2 separate regions of the Homo sapiens genome follow, and region 1 is linked to region 2. Evidence: read pairs that join two places in POLR2A ChIA-PET (ENCODE). Cell type or tissue: OCI-LY7. All regions are shown on one strand. Each heading gives the region's core, and the rest is flanking DNA. Links, peaks and the distances in the headings are about the cores only. Region 1 has its middle 8.8 kb from the start of APLP2. Region 2 has its middle 4.3 kb from the start of ST14.

Region 1 (5,377 bases), core at 174-5,173, 94 kb before region 2:
AGTTACTGACTCAGGGGTGAGTATGTGACCCTGTTCAATCAGAGAATGTCAGGACTCCTGTTGGGAAGGCTGGGCGAGAAGCTGTTTTTTCTTCTGGATAATTTCCTGTGCAGATGTAGGATGAGACCTGCAACTATTGTGAATGATCTGCCATCAGCCTGCAGGTGAAGCTTTCCCAGGAGGAGCAAGAGCATCACAGAGCCGTGAGCTGAGGTCCTGACGGAAACCATGCCTGATCCCTGCCCCTTTAGGCTTTTCCAGTTGTGTGGGTCAATAAACACTATTTTTCTTTCGATCAGGTTGAGTAGACATTTCTATTATTTACAGCCAAAAACATCCTGATGAGACAAGTGCTCCCTATAATTCTCATTAATTCATTCTAAATGAGTTAATATCTGCTAAGGCGCTTAGGACAATGCGTGGCATGTAGTGAGTGCTAATGAGAGTTATAGTTACTGTCATCGATAAAAGTGTTACTGTTACAAAATGAAGACAATAATGACTGCCCTGTCTTTTTTTTTTTTTTTTTCTGAGATGGAGTCTCACTCTGTCATCCAGGCTGGAGTGCAGTGGCGTGATCACAGCTCACTGCAACCTCCACCTCCCTGGTTCAAGCAATTCCCCTGCCTCAGCTGCCCAAGTAGCTAGGATTACAGGTGTACACCACCACGCCTGGCTAATTTTTTTTGTATTTTTAGTAGGGACAGGGTTTCACCATGTTGGCCAGACCTGTCTCGAACTCCTGACCTCAGGCAATCCACCTGCCTCGGCCTCCCAAAATGCTGGGATTACAGGTGTGAGCCACTGCACCCGGCAACAAGGTTTTATTTGTTTATTTATTTATTTATTGTTGTGACAGATTCTTGTCTGTCACCCAGGCATCATCGTGCCACTGCAGCCTTGAACTCCTAGACTCAAGGGATCCTCCCACCTCAGCCTCCCAAATAGCTGAGACTACGAGTGTGCACCACTGTGCCTGGCTGTTATTTTTATTTTTAGTAGAGACGGGTCTTGCTTTGCTGCCCAGGCTAAGTTATTGTTGATAAGATCAAGAAAGACAAAAGAAAAGTGAAAGATTACTCCCTCCGTTATAAACGTAACATATATCCATTATAGGAATATTTTTTAAAGAATAAAACAATCACTTATAATCCTATTATCCAGAAAAAAATATGTTGGTTCATTTTCTTTCAGTCGACTTTAAATGCATAAGAGAAATTTTTCCACATATGCAATTCCTACTATGACTTCTGAAATTTTAACACATCTTATAAGCATTTTTCCATAATTTATTCTCATTTGGATTATTTTCCTAGGATGGATTCCTAGAAATGAAATAAGTGAGTTTTACATGGTTCTTTTAAATATGAAAGGAAATGATGGACACAAAACAAATTTGAAAATTCAAAAGCGTCATACAAATATGAGCTTCTCTTTCCCTAAACTTGCACTGCAACCATAAATAACCAACCAGAACTACCTACTGTCCTGTACCAAGCCCTTATTATATGCTGTATGCTGAGCTAAACATGTAAGCATTTTATCCATTATTCCACTTAGTCTTTCTAAGATGCCTGCTAAAAAGCTGATGATATCCCATAGCTGTCAAGTTAAAGGACAAAATCATTGTCCCTTAGGAATCCTCTTCTCTCTCGTCATTCTTATATGGCATCATGCTACTTCCATGTTAATACCCACACAGATGCCTTTGCCTGGCTGAGCACCTGTTCGCCACAGCCACCTTCTTTGTCCAGGTGGCTCCCACCTTTCCAAACTCAGTTAAAGCATGTTTTCCTTTGAGAAGTTTTCCCTGTTATCCTAACACTTTTAAATGCTGAACTAAGAGCCTTTACTAAATTGAGATTAGGAAGCACAAGCAAAGTATATTGAACATAGTAGGTGCCAAATAAATATTGAATTAATTTTTTTTTAAGAGACAGGGTCTGCTGTGTTGCCCAGGCTGGCCTCAAATCCTCAAATTCCTAAGCTCATGCGATCCTCTCACTCCAGCCTCCTGTGTAGCTGAGGCTACAGGAGTGCTACCACATCTGACTCTTTAATGAATTATTATTACATGAACTTGGTGTAGATATCTCATCAGGAAATGTTGGTTACATTATTAATAAAATACACATTGTCCAGAAAAAGAATGAATTTTCTGGGTAGTTTGTGTTTAGTATGTGAAATATTGTGTTCAGTTTTGGATTCTATACTTTTAGAGGCTGATTGGTAAATTGGAATGTATACAGAGATCTAAGGATGGTAAGAATGGAAACAGTATTACAAGTAAAATGGTTAAAGAAGTGAATCTGTTTATTAAAGAAAAGACTTTGTATGGCCAGGCTTGGTGGCTCACGCCTATAAATCTCAGCACTTTGGGAGGCCGAGGTGGGCAGATCACTTGAGGTCAGGAGTTCAAGACCAACCCGTCCAACATGGCGAAACCCCATCTCTACTAAAAATACAAAAATTAGCCAGGTGTGGTGGCGCGTGGCTATAATCTCAGCTACTCAGGAGGCTGCGGCACAAGAATCACTTGAACCCGGGAGGCAGAGGTTGTAGTGAGCCCAGATCACACCACTGCACTCTAGCCTGGGCAACAGAGCAAGACTCTGTCAAAAAGAAAGAAAGAGAGGAAGGAAGGAAGGAAGGAAGGAAAGAAGGAAGGAAGGAAGGAAGGAAGGAAGGAAGGAAGGAAGGAAGAAGGGGAAGGGGAAGGAAAGGGAAAGGGAAGGGGAAGGGGAAGGAAGGAAAGAAAGGAAAGAAAGAAAAGACTTTGCGGGTGATAGTGGGGGTGTGCAGAATGGGGTATGACAGCCACCTTTAATTATGTGATGAAGATTAGTTCAATAAAAAGACAAAATGTCCAGCCAATGGAGCTGTGAACTTCTCTGTCCTTCTATTGTAGTAAATGACTTCCACACCAGGCAGAAAGATGACACAAATACCTTCAAACTCTGATGTGGGGCATGTCAAGAAAGCAGTTTTACATCAGCTTTTCTGAAAAGCAAGTACCATGTAAAAATCACCAACGATAAGAACTTTTAGTATAAGCAGCTCCCAGCGCTGAGGTTTTTTTCACCATTATTTTGTATTTTCTGCACTGAAGGCAGAAGAAATTATTCAAAGAAGGACCAAACAAGAATACCAAACAACGTAGCATTACTACAGGTAGATGAGAAAATAGCCACAACACAGAGGGAGAACAAACCGACTGAAGTACAGGGAATGAGATGGTTTCTTTCAAATAAGGGTTAAGGGCTGGGCGGTGCGGTGGCTCACACCTGTAATTCCAGCACTTTGGGAGGCTGAGATGGGCAGATTGCCTGAGCTCAGGAGTTTGAGACCAGCTCGGGTAACATGGTGAAACCCCATCTCTACAAAAATATAAAAAATCAGCCAGGCATGATGGCAGGCGCCTGTAATCTCAGCTACTCGGGAGGCTGGGGAAGGAGAACTGCTTGAACCCGGGAGGCTTGCGGCGAGCCGAGATCGCGCCACTGCACTCCAGCCTGGGCAACAAAGAAAAACTCTGTCTCAAAAAACAAAAAACAAATAAGACTTAGGAACAATAATAAATGAAGGAAGCTAACTAGGCAGGGCTATATATGAGGACAGTTCCTGCAGGAGGGATTTGCAGCCAGAGGTGGTTTTTCTGCAGAGCTAATGCAGAGCAAGCTTCCAGGCCACTCTTTTGCCCCAGTTTCTTCCGAGGCTGTGGTAGGACCCCAAGCAATCTCGTACTGTTTCTCTTCAAGAGAGCACCTGACTTATGTAAGTTTTAGGACTTGCAAAACCTGTTTTCAAGCCTGTAAACCAGTTTACCACCAAAACAAAACTTAGTATACGCATAAGGTGTTTAAAGATTTTTTTGTAGCATTTAATTTTAGACATGCCCACATACCCGGATTGTAATCAGTTAAATTAATATTGTCTTTGAAAACAAAACATACTCTAGGACCAGATTCTTTTCCATATCAAGGCCCTGCTTTGGCATCGAATCTGGGGACCCTGTATTGATTTTAAATACTTGATATTTTTGTCTACTTGACTTATTTGATAAAAGCAGACCCTTAGTCTAGATCAGTAGGAGGTAGAAGAAAGGCTTTATAAACGATTTAAATCTTAATTACCTATTAATGTGGTAAACGTGTGTATTATATAAGGTTAAACCTGTTCTGCCTCAAGCAACTGCATTGCTTCCCTCTGAGAAGTGATTCCACCTGCTCAGCATCAGCGGCAAACAGAACACAGAAGCACCCTAAAGAGCTGGGTGTGATGGTACGCGCCTGTAATCCCAGCTACTCAGGAGACTGAAGCGGGAGGATCCCTGAAGTCCAAGGAGTTCGAGGCTGTATTGTGTCATGATCATGCCAGTGATAGCCACAGCACTCCAGCCTGGGCAACATAGTGAGACCTCATCTCTAATAAGTTAAAAAAAAAAAAAAGCGCTGGTGTGGTGGCTTACACCTGTAATCCTAGCACTTTGGGAGGCCGAGGCCAGTGGATCACTTGAGCCCAGGAGTTTGAGACCAGCCTGGGCAACATGGCAAAATCCCTTCTCTACAAAAAATATAAAAATTAGCAGGCTATGGTGGCACATGCCTGTAGTCCCAGCTACCTGGGAGACTGAAGTGGGAAGATCACCTTAGCCTGCTAAAATAGAGGCTGCAGTGAGCCATGATTGTGCCACTGCACTCCAGCCTGGGTAACAGAGTGAGACCCTGTCTCAAAAACAAAACAAAACAAAACAAAACAAAACAAAACAAAACAAAACAAAACAAAAGGGAAGAAAAAAAAAATTCAACCTGAGGCTGATTTTTTTTAAGTGTTCTAAGTAGTAGAGAAAGATGCAACAGCTAAATACATTTTTATAAGGACTCTTCTGTTTATTATTAAGCATGTGACTTTACAGACTATCACACAGCCTGAAAATGTAAGGAAAAGGAATGACAAGCCATTGAAACATTTTTATGCATCCATTGAGGGCTGTATCAGACTAATATTTTCCGATATTTGGTAGGGAGTTGGTTAGCATGATGTGATCAGGAGACCATATATTTCTAAGTCAGTAAAACCAGGATTCAGTTTCCTTCTCTGCTAGTACTGGTTTTGGCTATTGACAAGTTATTTAACCTCTTTGAGCCTCAGTTTTCTCATCTGTAAAATGGGTTTAATACACATTTTACAAATCTCAACTGGGTCTCTTTCATTTTCAATTTTTTCCCTTCCACCACTGCCTCCTTATCAGTGACAAACAGGAACAACAACCAAGTTCTCCACCCATACCCTACAAGAGCTACTCTCCTAGTTTTTGCTCTTTCAACGGGGAACTTCTGGGAAGAGACAAGACTGTACTTGTTAGCTCTCCTTCCTC
Region 2 (5,377 bases), core at 144-5,143:
CGAATCACGAGGTCAGAAGTTCGAGACCAGCCTGGCCAGCATGGTGAAATCCCGTCTCTACTAAAAATACAAAAAATTAGCCAGGTATGGTGGCGGGCGCATGTAATCCCAGCTACTTGGGAGGCTGAGGCAGGATAATTGCTTGAACCCGGGAGGTGGAGGTTGCAGTGAGCTGAGGTTGTACCACTGCGCTCCAGCCTGGGTGACAGAGCGAAACTCCATCGCAAAAAAAAAAAAAAAAAAAATTAAAATTAAAATGACCTAAAAGACATTGAAAACAAAAAGCAGGCAGAAAGTAAACTATGGTGCAAAGAGAGTCAAGCCTGGATTGTAAAACCATATAAAGAAAAACAAGGAGATGGGCATGGTGGCTCACACCTATAATCCCAGCGCTTTGAGAGGCTGAGGCGAGAGGATTGCTTGAGCCCAGGAGTTCAAGACCAGCCTGGGCCACATGGCCAGACCCCTTACCACAGGGAGAAAAAAATCTTTCTATACAAGATGGCCAAAAAAAACCCCAAAAAGTTAGCTGGGCGTGGTGGCGCACACCTGTGGTCCCAGTAACTCTGGAGGCTGAGGTGGGAGCACTGCTTGAGCCTGAGAGGTCGAGGCTGCATTGAGCCCGTGACTGTGCCATTGCACTCCAGCCTGGGCAACAGAGAGAGACCATCTCAAAAAACAAACAAACAGCCGGGTGCGGTGGCTCATGCCTGTAATCCCACCCAGCACTTTGAGAGGCCGAGGTGGGCCGATCACGAGGTCAGGAGATCGAGACCATCCTGGCTAACACGGTGAAACCCCGTCTCTACTAAAAATACAAAAAATTAGCCATGCGTGGTGGCAGGTGCCTGTAGTCCCAGCTACTCAGGAGGCTGAGGCAGGAGAATGGTGTGAACCTGGGAGGCGGAGCTTGCAGTGAGCCGAGATCGCGCCACTGCACTCAAGCCTGGGTGACAGAGCAAGACTCTGTCTCAAAACAAACAAACAAACAAAGCAAAACAAAAAACCAAGAAAGTAACCACCATCCATGTCAGTAGAGTGGTCACTCTTACTGGGGAGAGGAGGGATTGTTTTGGGAATGGGCCCATGGAGGGCTTGGCATGAGGGTTGGCAAGGTTCTATCTCTTCTCACATCTGGTCTTCTGTTTTCTTTTCTTTTCTTTTTTTTTTTTGAGAAGGAGTCTCGCTCTGTCGCCCAGGCTGGACTGCAGTGGTGCGATCTCAGCTCACTGCAACCTCCGCCTCCTGGGTTCAAGCAATTATCTACCTCAGTCTCCCGAGTAGCTGGGATTACAGGCACTCGCCACCACACCCAGCTAATTTTTTGTGTTTTTAGTAGTTTTGGTGTGAGCCACTGCGCCCAGACTCACATCTGGTCTTCTATGGAGTTGCCTTATAATAATCCAGTAAGCTGTATATTTGTTTTATGCTGATTTCTATATTTCCACCACATTTAACAATAAAAAAATTTGTGACAACAGTCCCGGCACGGTGGCTTACGCCTGTAATCCCAGCACTTTGGGAGGCCGAGGTGGGTGGATCACCTGAGGTCAGGAGTTCGAGACCAGCCTGACCAACATGGAGAAACCCTGTCTCTACTAAAAACACAAAATTAGCCAGGCGTGGTGGCAGGCACCTATAATCCCAGCTGCTTGGGAAGCTGAGGCAGGAGAATCGCTTGAACCTGGGAGGCAGAAGTTGCAGTGAGCTGAGATTGCACCATTGCACTCCAGCTTGGGCAACAAGAGCGAAACTCCGTCTCAAAAAAAAAAAAATTGTGAAAACATTTACTTGCATTTTTCCTTATTCATGTGGTCTTTGAATAATTTAACAAAGACTGGTTGAGTGCATGCTGGGGATGCTAACAGACACTGGTCCATGCCTTCAGGAGTTTTGCGCCTGGAGAGGAAACCATTCTCTGTAACCACAAGGCCTAGAGTGGAGCAGAGAGGAAGGAGAGCTTGCAGGGCTGTGTGTAGCCCACAGGAGAGATGATGGTGGCGTGGAATAGGGACACAGCAGGAGGGAAAAGGAGAATTAGACAGGTTCCAAACATGTTTTAAAGGTAGAACCAACTGATTGGTGATTTGTTTGTGTGTTTGTTGTTTGTGGGTGGGTGGGATAAGGAAAGGAGAGGTCAGTGATGTCTTCTAGAACTGGTTGACTAAATGGATGAGGAAGCCCTTTGCTAAGATAGCTGGATCCAGAGTAGCATAAACAAATGGGTGTTTGTGGCACACAAACCCGCTCTGCTGCTGCAAAAGGAGGGGTCATCTTCTCCCCTATATTCCTAGAACATCATCTTTTGTTTAGAGATGGGGTCTCACTTATGTTGCCCAGGCTGGAATACAGTGGCTATTCACAGGTGTGATCACAGCTCACTGAGGCCTCGAACTCCAGGGCTCAGAGATCTTCCTGCCTCAGCCTCCCGAGCAGCTGGAACCACAGGTGCCTGCCACAGAGCCTGGCCTGCTAGAGCGTCGTCTTTCATCTCAGAGCTGAATGAGCATCTTGCCCACAGAAGTGCTCAGTGCTGGCATTTGAATGCTATCCATATGCAATGCATCAGCTGCAAATTCAGATGAAGAGGAAGCCACGCAGAGGCCAAGCCCTTCCCCCTAGGACCGCTGTGCCGCACCAGCTCATGGAAGTGCAGGAGCCAGGAGGAAGCGTAGCCATCAACTATCACATCAGACCCATTTGGTTTAATCCTCATGAAATTATGATATGCTGGCCGGGCGTGGTGGGTCATACCTGTAATCCCAGCACTTTGGGAGGCCAAGGCGGGTGGATCACCTGAGGTCAGGAGTTCAAGACCAGCCTGGCCAACATGGAGAAACCCCATCTCTACTAAAAATACAAAAATTATCTGGGAGTGGTGGCACGCACCTGTGATCCCAGCTACTTGGAAGGCTGAGGCAGGAGAATCACTTGAACCTGGGTGGAGGTTGCAGTGAGCCGAGATCCGAGATTGTGCCATTACACTCTAGCCTGGGTGACAAGAGCAAAACTCTGTCTCAAAAAAAAAAAAAAAAAGAAAGAAAAGAAAATAAAATAAAAAAAAGAAATTATGGTATGCTTTTGTTTCTAAACTCGGTGAAGAGACCCAGTAGCAGACAGCTTACTTGACGGACACTGATCAGCTCCACAGACTGTCCTCGCTCACTGTCTCCAAACAGCATTTTCAGTGCTCTTATGTGTATCAGGAAGATCAAAATACACTATACCATAAGTCCTAAGTGACGGAAGAGATTAGTTATTAAATTCTGGGGAAAGTTAATCATATTCACTTTGAAACTTTAGCTGAATTTGGATCTCACTAAGGGGAAGGGGCCAAGTCATCGGGGATGGGGTGGGAAGGACCGTGCAGGAAAAAGCAGCATTACCTCAAGGATACTAAACACCTGGCGTTTAGAAAGTGCATTTTCCCCATGAAGCATGTTTGACAGGGAAGCATGAGGGCTGTGCCAAGACAAAAGCAGAAGTGGTTCTAGGTGTCGAATTCATATAAACCTTGTTGTTTCAGAAGGTTTAGGTACATTTATGGATGCCAGCTCCATAACCGGTTCATTTGACTTTATTCTGTTCATTCTCAACCTCTACCACACCTCTTTGCTGTTTGCACTTTTCTTCTTTATTGAAGGAGCATGAGTCGCCTGCAGGCCTGGCACAAGCTGCTCTGGTCTCCCCGCCTTGGATGGTACCAGAGCACTGGCTGTTTCACACTTGGGCTGGGCCTACCTCACATGGCCCTACTGTCTCCCACATTGTCACCAGCTTCAGCCAGTGTCCTTTAGCCTGTGGGCAGGTCCACATTTGCACACCTTCTAAGTGGTCCCGGCCACAAGGACATAGGGGCTTGTTGGACATGCCCTTGAGGGGGTCCCAGGGACACAGATGTAACTTTCCCAGCAGGCAGTCCTGGAACCAGGAAGAGGATGGCTCCCTGGAGAGGAGCGATGACAGCTTTGCAGTGCTGGGGCCGGGGAAGGGCCAGTGAGGGGGTGGTGGAGAAGGCACAGTGGGTGGTGAAGGTTGGGTCATTTGGTCATGAGTCACTCTTTCTATAGCAGAGAAATGACACGGACCTCAAGCCAAAATCTGGGCTTGAGTTGGATTTGTTCCTTGTGAGTGTGAGAATCTGGTCCTGTTCTGGAGGCTGTCTGCTCTTGGGTTCCTTCACTTACCATTTAGGAACAAAAGCACTGACATTTCATAATTTTTTGAGGATTAAACCAAATGGGATTCATGGAATAACATATGGTTACACTGCCTCCTCCAACCCAGGAGTGCACATAGGGTGCATGCAGCAAGGTATCCCCATGCAGCCATCCTAGGGGAAGGGTCTTGTCCTGCATCGCTTTCTCTTCATCTGCACTAGCAGTCAATGCATTGCATTCATACGGCATCCAAATCACGCTGAGCGCCCAGCTCTACGAGATAAAAGATGAGGCCCTAGGAAGTGGGGAGACAACGTGAGTCACTGCGTTTGCAGCAGCACAGAAGGTCTGTGTGTCAGGAGTACCATCTCATTTACGTCACATTGAATTTGGCTTACTTTCCATCACTCACACTAGTTGAAGAATGCTGTGCCATTGGTAATCCAAAGGAAAATTTATTTTTATATATTTTCTTTTTCTTTTTTTTCTTTTCTTTTTTTTTTTTTTTTTTTGAGAGATGGAGTCTCGCTCCAGGCTGGAGTGTAGTGGCATGATCCCGGCTCACTGCAACCTCCACTTCCCAGGTTCAAGCAATTCTCCTGCCTCAGCTTCCCAAGTAGCTGGGACCACAGGCATGCACCACCATGTCCAGCTAATTTTTGTATTTTTAGTAGAGATGGTGTTTCACTATATGTTGGCTAGGCTGATTTCAAACTCCTGACCTCAGGTGATCCACCCACCTCAGCCTCCCAAAGTGCTGGAAGCCAACGTGCCAGCCTTTTAGAAATATTTTCTGTTTAGCTTTGGAATGCTTTATGTGATGGAAGGCAGCAGATTCATTCTTCTTTCAATTAAATTGACCCAATATATTGTGTTAGTCATTGTGCTAGGCTTTGAGGGTGCAAAGGCAGTTAAGACACAGACAGAAAATGCAACGAAATGGTGGTGAGCTCCATGAGAGAGGTACAAACAGAGCTAGTTCTGGTTGAGAGGGAAGGAAACTCCTGGGGAGGAGGTAGCATATCAGTCAGGAAGCGTGAGGTTTGCAGCAATAACAAACAACCCTCAGCTCTCGGTGGCTTAACATCCCAAAAGCTGACTGACTCCTCATTCATGCTACATATCCAGTGTGTGTCATTGTAGCCACTTAGGGTCACAGGTCACAGAGTTAAACCTCTCAGAAGAGAGCAGGGCATTGTGCAGTGCCTCCTTATGCT

Evidence for each region. Peaks named below come from ENCODE experiments on the same cell type or tissue, not always from the same donor. Only the 100,000 strongest peaks of a DNase experiment are listed, where the experiment ranks them.
Region 1: POLR2A ChIA-PET joins it to region 2 with 6 read pairs; 6 of 35 experiments call an interaction of 5 or more read pairs at or near these places.

Annotation. Positions count from the first base shown.
Region 1 is chr11:130,058,447-130,063,823 of GRCh38, forward strand. No RefSeq gene overlaps it. Among named protein-coding and RNA genes, the nearest start is that of APLP2, 8.8 kb to the right of the region's middle. In OCI-LY7, for the core only: no CTCF peak of the experiment used is centred there; no DNase peak of the experiment used is centred there.
Region 2 is chr11:130,152,820-130,158,196 of GRCh38, forward strand. No RefSeq gene overlaps it. Among named protein-coding and RNA genes, the nearest start is that of ST14, 4.3 kb to the right of the region's middle. In OCI-LY7, for the core only: no CTCF peak of the experiment used is centred there; DNase peaks (open chromatin) are centred at 622, 1,912, 2,482, 3,472 and 2 weaker places; H3K4me3 peaks cover 1,782 bases; H3K27ac peaks cover 3,934 bases.